Linked DNA regions of Homo sapiens: region 1 is linked to region 2. Evidence: chromatin contacts called from ENCODE Hi-C or POLR2A ChIA-PET data. All regions are on one chromosome and are shown on one strand. The core of a region is the stretch at or near the end of the contact, and the rest is flanking DNA. Distances in the headings are between cores, read along the strand shown.

The links. Hi-C counts contacts between places; a loop is a spot of excess contacts on that map. ChIA-PET counts read pairs that join two places held with the same protein, here RNA polymerase II (POLR2A). Pooled maps may share reads with other maps.
Region 1: a map of endothelial cell of hepatic sinusoid shows a loop between it and region 2 (2.7-fold over the local background). The contact joins the enhancer-like site here to the promoter of CCK in region 2. A Hi-C loop is called at or near these places in 2 of 168 maps with a recorded cell type or tissue (endothelial cell of hepatic sinusoid and pancreas) and 1 of 50 pooled maps. POLR2A ChIA-PET finds 5 or more read pairs at or near these places in 4 of 52 experiments (AG04449, HCT116, MCF 10A and 1 more).

What each region holds. Positions count from the first base shown.
Region 1 is chr3:42,511,144-42,517,149 of GRCh38, reverse strand. It overlaps VIPR1 (vasoactive intestinal peptide receptor 1), which reads right to left. Exons shown (of 13, transcript NM_004624.4): 2 at 3,296-3,401. Among named protein-coding and RNA genes, the nearest start is that of VIPR1, 12 kb to the right of the region's middle. Within about 2 kb of position 1,454, at least 12 of the 41 ENCODE cell types and tissues checked have a DNase peak (open chromatin) inside an H3K27ac peak, as active enhancers do.
Region 2 is chr3:42,263,533-42,268,969 of GRCh38, reverse strand. It overlaps CCK (cholecystokinin), which reads left to right and starts at 2,785. Exons shown (of 5, transcript NM_000729.6): 1 at 2,785-3,286; 2 at 3,533-3,701; 3 at 4,063-4,273; 4 at 5,338-5,437. The coding sequence starts at 5,340.

The DNA of each region.
Region 1 (6,006 bases), core at 205-2,704, 250 kb before region 2:
GAAGGCTGAGGAGGACACCTGGATCCCTAGGGCTTGGCCAGAGATTGCAGCCTTCCTTGGTCATGGACCCTGACCACTTTTCCCCCAACCTGTCTTGAGGGCTCTTGTGGCCTCATGTTGGCTGTCAGTCCCTCTTCCATTCTGGGCCAGCTTCTCTGAAAGCTGAGTAGGGGCACTTCAGGTCAGTCAAACCCTGCTGGGGGTTCAAGACCCTGTTAAGAATATCAGCAAACATTCATATAACATTTGCATGTGCCAGGCACTGTTCTAACCTCTTTGGATGAATAACTTATTTAATGCTTCCATTTCACAGATGAGGAAATGGAGGCACAGACTGATTAGAAAACCAGCTCAAGGTCATGTTGCTGGTAAGCGGTACAGTCTATTCCCACTCCTCTTGGTTGGAAGGCCTGTCATTTCTCTGGGAATTTTGCTGCTGCTGGACTTTGTTTACCCCTCTCTGACAGCACTGGGCACGCCCTGTTTTGTAGGCCGGCTATTGTGTCTGAGTCCCTGCCAGACTTTGGGCTCTCTAAACCTCCGGCTGCCAGCACAGGCCAGGGAGTGAATCCGGGGCTGGGTCTCTGGCCCTGAGCTCTGCTTCACTGCAGTGGGACAGAAGAGAGGAAACCAGGCCCTGCCCTTGGGAGGCCACACTTGGCCTCAAGGAATCTCAGCATAACCAAGGCTGGGCTGTGAACTGGTGCTGGGGTGTAGGGCAGCCAGCAGGGCAGGGGAGCAGGATGAGAGGCCAATATGAGGGACATGGTCAGGGAAGCAGGGGACGGGGTGACAGCCATGAATATACTTGGTACCTGGAATGGCCTGTTGTCCTGGGCTAGGCAACGGGAGTATTTCCTGTGTGCCTGCCCTAATGAGGCCCCATAGGTCCCATCACACATGTCACCAGGCCTACAGAAATACAGGGCCCAGGCTGGCTGTGTGTGCCCACAGGTGGGGCTGTGCCCTCAGCAGGAAAGCCCAACCCAGAGCTTGGGGTAAGGGATGGTGAGGCAAGATGAGGTGGGGCCTCTGCTGTGTCATTTTGTAGACTTGTGTGCACACAGAGATACACACACTGACATGTACATGCCAGTACACAGAACACCAGGCACACATGCAAACATGCACACATGTACACTTACCTGAACACAGACCACAGACACAAGCAAATGGGCACAGAGAGACACACAACTCACAGAGACATACATTCAGAGAGACAGACATGTCTGGGTGTATCACTGACATTCACACTGATAGACATACAAGCCAACACACAGAGACACAGCACACTGGGCAGACACATCTAGGCATGTCGAGATGGCATGTGCCCAAGCTTAAATAGACACACACTTCTGACTCACAAAGATACTCAGAGTCAGACACAGAGCTATAGACCCCAGAGGCACAGACGCAGCTCCAGACAGACATGGGCCAGGAGCGCATACCTAGATGTGCATGAACACGCACAGAGCCCTACAGAAGGTCACGGGCAGACCCATGGCCACAACCTATGCTGGCCCTTCTCTGCATCCCAGCCTGGCTGCTGGTGACAGGGTGTTGGCACCCGACGGGAACGCTGTGCCAGCAGTGACCTCATTGGAATCACGAGGGTGGCCTGTCCCCAGGCGTGGGAGGTGCGCAGTGGAGTCTAGAGTCTGGGCCTCTTGGGGCTGCCTATGATCCCACCGCTGGGGCCTGCCAAAGCCTGTCTGCACCTGGTCCTGGCTCCCTGCACTGGTGGAGTGGGGTGGGGCCTGTAGGTAGTGGGCAGGCCCAGCCACCCCGTGACCCATGCCTCAGTCTCTGGGCCCTAGAGTCAAGGGGTTGTCCTGCTTTGAGACAAGGGTAGGCAAAGCCCATCTGTGAGGCTACACATACTCACTTACAGAACAGGAGGCAGACAGCCTGGGCACCAGGGCCAAGAAGAGGGACCCAGAAGGGGTTACATAACTGTCAGCTTTAGAGAGGTGGAAGGGGAACTAGGGAGCCAGGAAGACGTAAAGATGCTCCCTGCTCCTGAGCAAGGCTGTTACATAACTGTAAGCTCAGCCGCGGGGAGATGGCCTGGGATGGAGGCCCAGAACGGGCCCAGCCATCTCATGCCTCCAGCCCAGACATGCCAGGCTGGTGTCCCTGGCAGTAAGACTTGAACCTGCCAACCATGCCCCACTCCCCATGGGAAGTCTGCCTCAGTGCCTCCCACCTTCCCAGACTCTCTGTTTCTCCAAACCTGCTCACCCCTCCAAGTCTGGTTCAAGTGGTACCAAAGAATTCCATCCATTCTTACCTGGGGCTGCTGAGTCAAAAGGAGGGTGCTGTCATCTGTCCTGATAGCCCTGCTGTCCAGTCTTGGTAGCTGGGCACTACCCTTCACACTGCCAGGTGGGGCTCTCCCAGCCCCCTGAGGAGGAGTGGCTGGGGCCCTCATGTGCTCAGCCCCTGGGGCTGACCTTGACTTGTCTCATCAGCCGAATAATGAGCTGATGGTTCATCTGGCCACTAAGGGTGGGTTGGGATGGAGAGGCCAGTGTGTTTGCCTGTATGTGTATGCTTAGGGGCTGGGCGTGTGTGTATGTGTGTGTGTGTGTGTGTGTGTGTGTGTGTGGTGTCACTATCGGTCCTCTGGATGTAGCAGAGGCAGAGCCTGGGGTTGAGAGGGAGGAGTGGGCCTCAGTTTCCAGGCTGAATATTGGCTGTGGTGAGTATTCCACATCTTTCCAGACAAAACTTGTGCCCCTTCTTGCTCGGGACCACTAAGATGGCTTTGAGCTTCCATGTGGTCCCTGTGGGGGTCACATATTGTGACTGAATGTGCCTCTTCTTCCTCTGGAGATGCTAACAGTACAATGTTCTAATCCTGGAGTGTGGTGTTATGGGGCTAATTCTCCCATGCCAGCTCCAGGGGGTCCTGGAACCTGCCTGCCCTCATTGGTCACAGATCCCCCACCACATAGCACCCTGGGCCTTGTGTCCTGGGTGGGCTGGCCGCCATGGAGATCTTCACTTTTCCTGGAGAAGAGGGATAGGGACCCCCAGAGGCAGAGTTGGCTCCATGTACTTTTCAGAACCCCAATTTAGTATGTCCTCCTTAGCTGCGGCTGGGAGCTCCCCAGACCTGGGGTGGGAATGTGGAAGCCTGTTAGCCCCTTTCTTCTTCCATCTGGCTCCCCAGCCGCTCCTCACCATCATCCAATAAATGTGGAACGAACGTGACTTGGATCTCAGCTTGAGACATGAGGAATCTTGGGCTCCCTGGGGGCATGCAGCCCCTCTCTGCCCATGGGGGCCTCACCTATTGTCTCATTCTCCAGCTGGGCCTCCTCCAGGCACTGCTTGTGCTGCACCTCGATCATCTGCACATAGTCACACTCCTCCTGCAGCCTGGCCGCCTGGCCGCCCTGAGAACAAAGACAGGGAGGGCCCATCAGCCTCGTCCATAGACTCAGGAGCACCAGGCCCAGTCTCTGGACTGCACCTGCCCTCTCCCTGGAAGAGATCCAAGTTCCAGATGGAACCCCAATACCAACCCAAGACTGAAACCTGAACCTGACCCCAACCTGTTGTCCATTGCCCCCAAACCTGGGTCGGCCCCGAGGACCCTGCCACAGCTTCTTGATGGCTCCCCCATTAGTGCTGCAGCTGTAACTGCTTTGTCTCTTTGCGGGTGGCACAACTCCAGATGGCGGCAAGAGGGCCTCCCCTTAGAGGCCTGAGCTGGCCCTCTGGACTCTGCCACTCTCCAGCTTGGTTTGAGAGTCTGTCCCTGTCTTGATCTCCCTGATGAGTGGGGCCAGCTCGTGCTACTACTCTGTTATGTGGAGTTGGATCCTGGCCTCTGGTTCCCAGGGCCAGCCCTGGGAAGAATCCAGGAGTCTAGCTGTATTTTCCAGCTTCTGTCATTCCAGGATTCTGTGCTCAGTCCCCTGGGTCACCAGGCTAGGGAGGGGACTCTGGCCTTCCTTGCCCAGACCTCACCTGCCTCCTTTTTAGTTTCTAAATAATTCAAGCTATACCAGATCTACTGAGGGTGGGGAGGTTTAAGGAAGTAAGAGAGCCCCTCTAGGATCCCACCAGGCCTCCCCTGCTTCTGGAAGGTGAAGAGAAGGGATGGAAAAGTCCAAGCTTCTCCTCTTCCCCTCCCTGTACCCTGGCCAGGGATCAGGGGTGGGCCAGACCAGTGTGACTGGGGTCACTGACCTTGTGGAAGACATGTGAGTGGGGGTGATGGCTGTCTAGGAATAGCCAGAAAAAACAGGTCTTGGGAACTCTTAGATGGGTGTGGGTGGGTGAAGGCCTCCATGGAGGAAGCGTTGGACTGGCAGCACCTTCTGCGTCTTTGGCTTTAGAAAAGTGGTTGCTGGCCCCGGCAACCCCACACCAGTTTCCTCATCTCTGCCTGGGAGAAGAATGTCAGTTTCCACCAGGGCCATAGAAGAGAGTCCAGCAAGACCACTCCAGAATCAGACATTCTCAGTGTCTCCTCCAGCTTGTCCCTCCCACCCTGGGACAGGGTCCTTACCTCCCTGGGCCTCAGTTTCTCTGTAGGCTACGTGGGCCTCAACCACCTCCCCTGCCGACTTAGAGATTCTTGAAGTGGGTCCGTGGGAAGAACATAGGTGGGGGACCTTCCTTTAAGGGGGTCCCTCCTGGCCTGCAGGCACCAAAGTGCTTAGTACTTTGACCATTGTTTTAAGTAAATCAGCTCCATTTACTGGGATGTGCATCCCAGCTGGCAGCCAGCAATCCATTGCTGCGGAGGGAGAGGGGTCCAAGCTGAAGCTGAACAACTCAGTGCCTAAGAAGCTGCACAGCCAAGTCCTTTCCACCCCAAACAGCTCTCTCATTCCTGTTGAGGGCTCTCTGGTGGAGCCTCTGTCTCACAGGTCACCTGCAGGCCAACACTCCCAGAAGCAGCTAGCACCATGGTTGACCTCGTCCAGGTCCAGGGAAGGCCTCCCTCTCCAGGACTCCTTTAGATTTCCCCAGCATCCAGACCTCACCTGCCTAAGTGCTGTTGCCCTGGAAGCCACAGTGAGCACGAGCTCCATCTTGCACCTTTACCAGCCAATGGGGGTAAAGACATTAGCTGGTAAGTCATTTAAAACTTATTGAAAGTAACACAGTTGTGTGATGGAGCATGATACAGTTACTCGTATAACTGTTAAAAGATAGGAGACTTCAAGGAAACTGTCTGTGGTTCCTCTTTGGGGTCATGTGCTTTCTCTCCTTCCCATAAGGGTTACTCAGGCTGAAATGCTCAAGACACTCTGTCTCAAGGGATTTGTGGCTGTTTCATCCTCAAGTATAGGGGGAATAGTGGCCAGGAAGATCTCAGAGGTGGCTTCTGGAAGAGGAATCTGGGTACTGGCTACCCTGCCTTGTGTCCCATCATTGGTCTGTCTTGCCTGTCTTGGAGCACATTTCTCACCAAGGTACCATCCCAACCCCATCTCCCACCAGCAACAGGGTTCTTTCTGCTTTCTGGCCCCTTCCCAGCGTCTCCTGATTCTCCTGTCCATTCTTATCTCTCATAACACTGTAACGTCAAAACAGGATGGATGGTAGCAGATATCTCTTGTTTCTGCCTTCCACCATCCTTTACTCTCTTCTGGTGCCATGTCCTCATCTGTGTCTGGGAAACAACCTCCTTCCCTACCTCTAGTTCATGGAGTTCTGATGAACCCTCTTCCAGGGGATTGACATGTGACCAAGGCTTAAGTCCATCAGAGCATTCCTGGCCACAGTGCCTGACACATGGCCTGAGTCAGGCTACTCAGAGCCAGGAGGCTCACTCCTGGGACTTTGGATTAAGTGATTAAGAAAGTGAATTTGGTTTTTCCCCACTGGACTGGAAACCTTAAAGGAAGCAAGGGCTCAAGCTTCTGCTGTCTTCTTGTTGACAAGTGGAACACACGGATAAAAACTATACAGCTGAAGGCAGAATAGAGAGATGGAGAAAAATCAGGTTCTCTTAATATTGTCTGGGTCTGTGAATGCAGCCAT
Region 2 (5,437 bases), core at 1,536-4,035:
AAAGAGAGAGAGGGAGAGAGAGAGAGAAAAAAAAAAGAGAGAGAGAGCTGTTATCAAGTTCACCGATACAGGCAAAGGACCGTTGAGAAGTCTTTAGAAGCTTCCAGAAGGGTTCATACAGAGAGACTGGGGTTCCCATTCCCCACTGGCTGAAGATTGTCTTTCGGGGAGATAACACCCAAACTTACAGGCTGAACCTCTGCAAGGGCTGAACTTTGAAGGAGATAAGCCAAGAGGGGTGCTTTGAAAGCTTGAAGTGGGAATGCTGTCTGCTGAAAACTGCCCAGCCTGGCTAGGCTGCAGCTGAAGCCAGAGGGAGAACGTGGAACTGTGGTGAGGAGCACCAAAGGCATCTGCCTCAGGAGACATCAAGCCCATTTTTTTAAGTGAACAAATGGATTATCTTTAATGCGGATATGCATCTGGATTACAGGAATAGTGTCGGCTCCAGGCCTAACTTGCTTAGGAACCATAGTCAGAATAATTAGTACCTGTTGACCCTGTAAGAAGGAAAAATCATGACTATGGCCAAGGAGTTCAGATCCCTTATGTCTTTCTATTTTCCTAGCAGCTCTTCTATCACACATTTCCTGCTCAGAATTTCCACTCCTGAGAGACAAGCGGCTACAACTGCTTTATTTTACAATAAAGAGGCAAGCAGCTCTCTTGATCGTAAATGAGAAAGGCCCATGCACAAGCCCTTCTTCAGCTTCTGATGGTCCCTGTCACCTCTGGCTCTGCACTGGCATTTCCACGCTGGCCTCCTTGGCCCACTTGTCTGGTTCTGTACCAGCTCTTTTTCCTCCACCCACTCCTTCACGCTGTCACTCCTCAGCGGTCTGTCTAGAGGCACCCTGCCACCCATTGCTAGCTGCCTTCCTCAACTCTCCCTATAACTCCCAGGCTGGCAGCCACCACCCACATGCCAGACTCTGGGTCCACCCCTCCAGTGTCTCTCTGCTCAGGACAAAGGCTCCCAAACTCCTCCTAGACTGTCAATGCACAAACGATCAACCAATCCCATACTGGACTCATTACCCGCTCCCCACTGGCCCACTACCACCACGGCCACACTCCAAGCCTGCTTTTCCTTCTGAATTCCCTGTCTTGGATAATACTCTACCACCCACCCTTGTCTCCCAGCCTGGAAACTCAAGGTCAGTCTCAGTCACCAAGTCCGGTTCCCTCTACCAGTTTCCTGAGCAGCAACAGGTTGTTCCCTGGGAGGCTGGAATTTTTCTTCTTTTCTCTACTTTTGTTTTCTGAATGTTCTCTGATGAACACTTATGACTTGCATAATGTTTATTATGTTTCCTAATAATTAATGGGTTTCATAATGGCTTATTATTCTAAAACAAATCTACCTTGATTGTTCCTGCTTGCCCATCCCCGAGGGCCTCCTATCCAGCCCTCCCCTTCCAGTCCCTCTGCCTTTTGGGCATCTTCCATATTACCACCTAGCTCCCCTCACCAAAACATTTCTCCAAGATTACCTCCTACCATCTCCACTCCATAGTCCCCAAATATCAGAATTGTTGAGAAGTGTTTGTCCACTTGTTTGCTTCAGCTCCCCTATTGTATTGTCAGCTCTTGTTCATACTGAATCCCTGGGGCCTGGCACAAAGTAAGTGTTGAATAAACATGAATTAAATGGATCAAGGCCAGGAGTTGAGTAACTGGTATAAGGTAGGGAATTTCTATAGAAATGATCTCAAAGTGTGCTTGGCGGACTAGCATTTTCAGTATGGCCTGGGAACTTGTTAGAAATGTAGATTCTTGGTGGGGCGTGGTGGCTCACGCCTGTAGTCCCAGCATTTTGGGAGGCCAAGGTGGGTAGATCACCTGAGGTCAGAAGTTCGAGACCAACCTAGCCAACATGGTGAACCCTTGTCTCTACTAAAAATATAAAAATTAGCCAGGCATGGCTGCACATGCCTGTAATCCCAGCCGCTGGGGAGGCTGAGGCAGGAGAATCGTTTGAACCTGGGAGGCAGAGGTTGCAGTGAGCCGAGATCATGCCACTGTACTCCAGCCTGGGCGACAGAGTGAGACTCTGTCTCAAAGAAGGAAAGGCAAGGAAAGGAAGGAAGGAAGGAAGGAAGGAAGGAAGGAAGGAAGGAAGGAAGGAAGGAAATGAAGAAAGAAAGAAAGAAATAAAGAAGAAAGAAAGAAAGAGAGAGAGAAAGAGGGAAAGAGGGAGAAGGAGAGACGGAGGGAGGGAGGGGGGAAGGAAGGAAGGAAGGAGGGAGGGAAGGAAGGAAGGAAGGAAGGAAGGAAGGAAGGAAGGAAGGGAGAGAGGGAAAGAGGGAAGGGGAGAGAGGGAGGGAAGGAGGGAGGAAGGGAGGGAGGGAGGGAGGAAGGAAGGGAGGGAGGGAGGGAAGGAGGGAAGGAGGAAGAAAGGAAGGAAGGAAGGAAGGAAGGAAGGAAGGAAGGAAGGAAGGAATTCGGATTCTTGGGCCCTTCCTCAGACCTACTGAATTAGAAGCTCTGGGGGTATTTCGATAACAAGTTTATGTTTCCAGACATGTCTTGCCACAATCACAAATAAGACTCTTTTTCGCAACTGAACTACACAAACCTTAGCAGGCTCGTGGCGAAACCACTGGAAAGCATTTAATCAGCTTCAGCTCTTTCAAACATGTTGCCCATAGGTTGCAGAAACGCAGCTGCCTCTCAGGATTAGAAAGTGGAGCAGCAACCGGAGGCGTCTCTGGGCCGCCCCCCCAACCCCCCCACCCCGCCTCGCCCACTCCACCCTCACACTGGCGTTGCCACAGTCCCTCCATTCCAGAGGGAATTCCAGAGCGGAATACGGATTCCGATTTTAAAATAAGCGCTTCTAAATCTTTCTCCTTGCATCTAAGACGGGTGGGGGAAAGAAAGGGAGAGGAGTTGAGGTCCCAAGGTTCAAGGCCTGGTGATCTCCAGGTCCCAGGCTGGGCGGCCTCGGTGCACGGAGAGGGCGAGGGGCGTGTTGTGGAGCCTTGGCAAGGCGCTGCTCTTCCTCGCGCCTCGGTTTGCGGTCTGTGAAATGGGGTTGGCAGTGCCTTTGCAGGGACGCGGCGAACTCAAGCACCAGCAAGCGGACTCGAACTCAAAGGGTTTCAGGGTGTAGACGACCAGAGCGCACTGAGGGGCTCCAGGTCGGCCCGCTCCGGAGCCGGGAGAGTAACCGCGTGCAGGGAAAGGCGCACGGCAGCCTCGGTGCCTCCCTTCCCTCCACCGGACGGGTGACTGACTAGGGGTGAGGTCCTCACCTCCAGGCTGCGCAGCTGAGTTCTGGAAGGTACTGTCCTGGGGGTGTGAGTGTGTGGGCCCTCAGGAAAGGTGCGAGGGGCGGATGCCGTGGTCTACCCGAGCTTGCGGGGGTGCGGTGGTCAAGTTCCCCAGGACCCTCGCTGGCGCCGCTTGTCGACAACGGGGAACAGTGGGCGCCGCGGGTGGTGGTAACTTGGCCCGGGAAGAAAACACATCCCTTTCCCAAACCGGATTCCTCTGAGCAAAACCAGATGGTGTCATCCGCATTTTACAGCTGCGTCAAGAGAGGCCCAGGACACCAAGAGCCAGCTGTGGCCAGAGCCCTTTCACTGACCCAGAACACTGGCCCTCGGAAACCTGGAGAACTGCGAGGGCTTTTAATGCGGCTGAGAAGAAAGTGAAGACCCCGACTCCTCCTCTCTCCTTCGAAAGAGCCGACACAGGTATGAAGACCAGCGCCTCGGACGCTCCGGGGTAGGGGGCCGACGCCCCCTCCCTTTCAGAATCACGCCTTGCTGATGCTCAGTCCTGCCCAGTGTCCACCCCCCACCCCCGCCCCCAGTTTCCTTTCTAGCCCCTCCGGTCCCCAAAGCGAACTAAGCTAGCGGCAGCTTCTCCATCCCGGAGGAGACTCCAAACTCCTAGGTTTCCCACCTTGGAGAGTACTGCTCTGGAATGCGCAGGGGAGCGGCACCTGGAAAGGGTTGGGCGGAAGCTTCTCGGACCCAGAGGGGGCGGACACCCGGCACCGCGCGTGGGAGGGATTAACTCCACCCCACTAGACCACCTCCCCCTCTCTCCCAGGAGCCACTTCAACCGGTTGTCGCCCCAGTGGCCGCCCTCTGAGCACGTGTTACTGCCAGTCTGCGTCAGCGTTGGGTAAATACATGACTGGCCGACGCCGCCGGGTGGGGCTATTTAAGAGACAGCCGCCCGCTGGTCCTCCCTGAACTTGGCTCAGCTGCCGGGCTGCTCCGGTTGGAAACGCCAAGCCAGCTGCGTCCTAATCCAAAAGGTAGGTCCCTCGGTTCGTCAGCGGGGGATCCAAGTGTCGTGTGTCTTTGAAGGATGCTGTCTTCAGCTTTGTGCCCATTTCCATTATGCTTTTCTATTTTCTGTGTCTTCCCTCCGAGAGCTCGAAAGACATTTCTTGAAGTCAGAAATAACGGCTCTGGGTCTAAAAGTGAGGTCTGGGTGGGTAGAGCTGCTTTAGAGCCTTTCATACGCCAGCATCATTAAGGGATGAACTACCCATTCGCTAAGATTCGCATGCAGATTGAGTTTGCTAGCTGTTACACAGCGGTGCGGGGGACTTTGCAATCTTTTCTAATAAAATATTAGAGGGTTTTAAGATTTAAATTCATTTTCTAAATACTGCAGAAAATTTCGAGGCTTTACGGATAGAAACTTGAGGGTGTTTTATCCACTAGCGATCTAAAATGCACGGGGCTTTCGAAGCCTGAGCGCTGGGCACATATTTCTGATTTTAAAACCTGCCTATGTTCTGCGTAGTGGCTTATTGCCATTTCCCACGTACACTTTGAGAAAAACTTTATAAATACGGCTTTATTTATTGCTCCTACATTTTAAACTGTGCTTCTCTTTTTCATCATTTACTGTATTTCCATATTGAAAGCTTGTTAGCTATCTGGAAAAGTGCTTTCCCCAGGGTTCTCATTTCTCCCACGGAGTCTTCCCTTTAGGATATTTTTTTCACACTATTTTTAATCTCGTGGGGTTTTATTTTTCTTCTTTCGGTTAGAAGAGAGGCACTCTGCAAACACTTCCTCAAACTTTAGGAAAGCAAAAACATTCCTTCTGCTCAACACGGCAGAAAACAGGGTCTCTGCCCCTTGGCGCTGGGTGAGGAGTTCCCAAAGACCAGCCAGGTGCGCCCGGGGGCGCGCGCCATGGCACTCGGCTGGGGTCAGCGCTTGGCGAGCCCTCGTGCTTGCGGCGGCCTGGCGGGTCTGGAGCACCTGTGTTTGTCCTAAGCCCGCTTCTGGGTGCCCGGCCCGCCGCAGGAGCTCTGTTGCCCAGCCTTTCAGTTAACGCGCCCTCCTCCTTTGCTCGCTACAGCCATGAACAGCGGCGTGTGCCTGTGCGTGCTGATGGCGGTACTGGCGGCTGGCGCCCTGACGCAGCCGGTGCCTCCCGCAGATCCCGCGGGCTCCGGGCT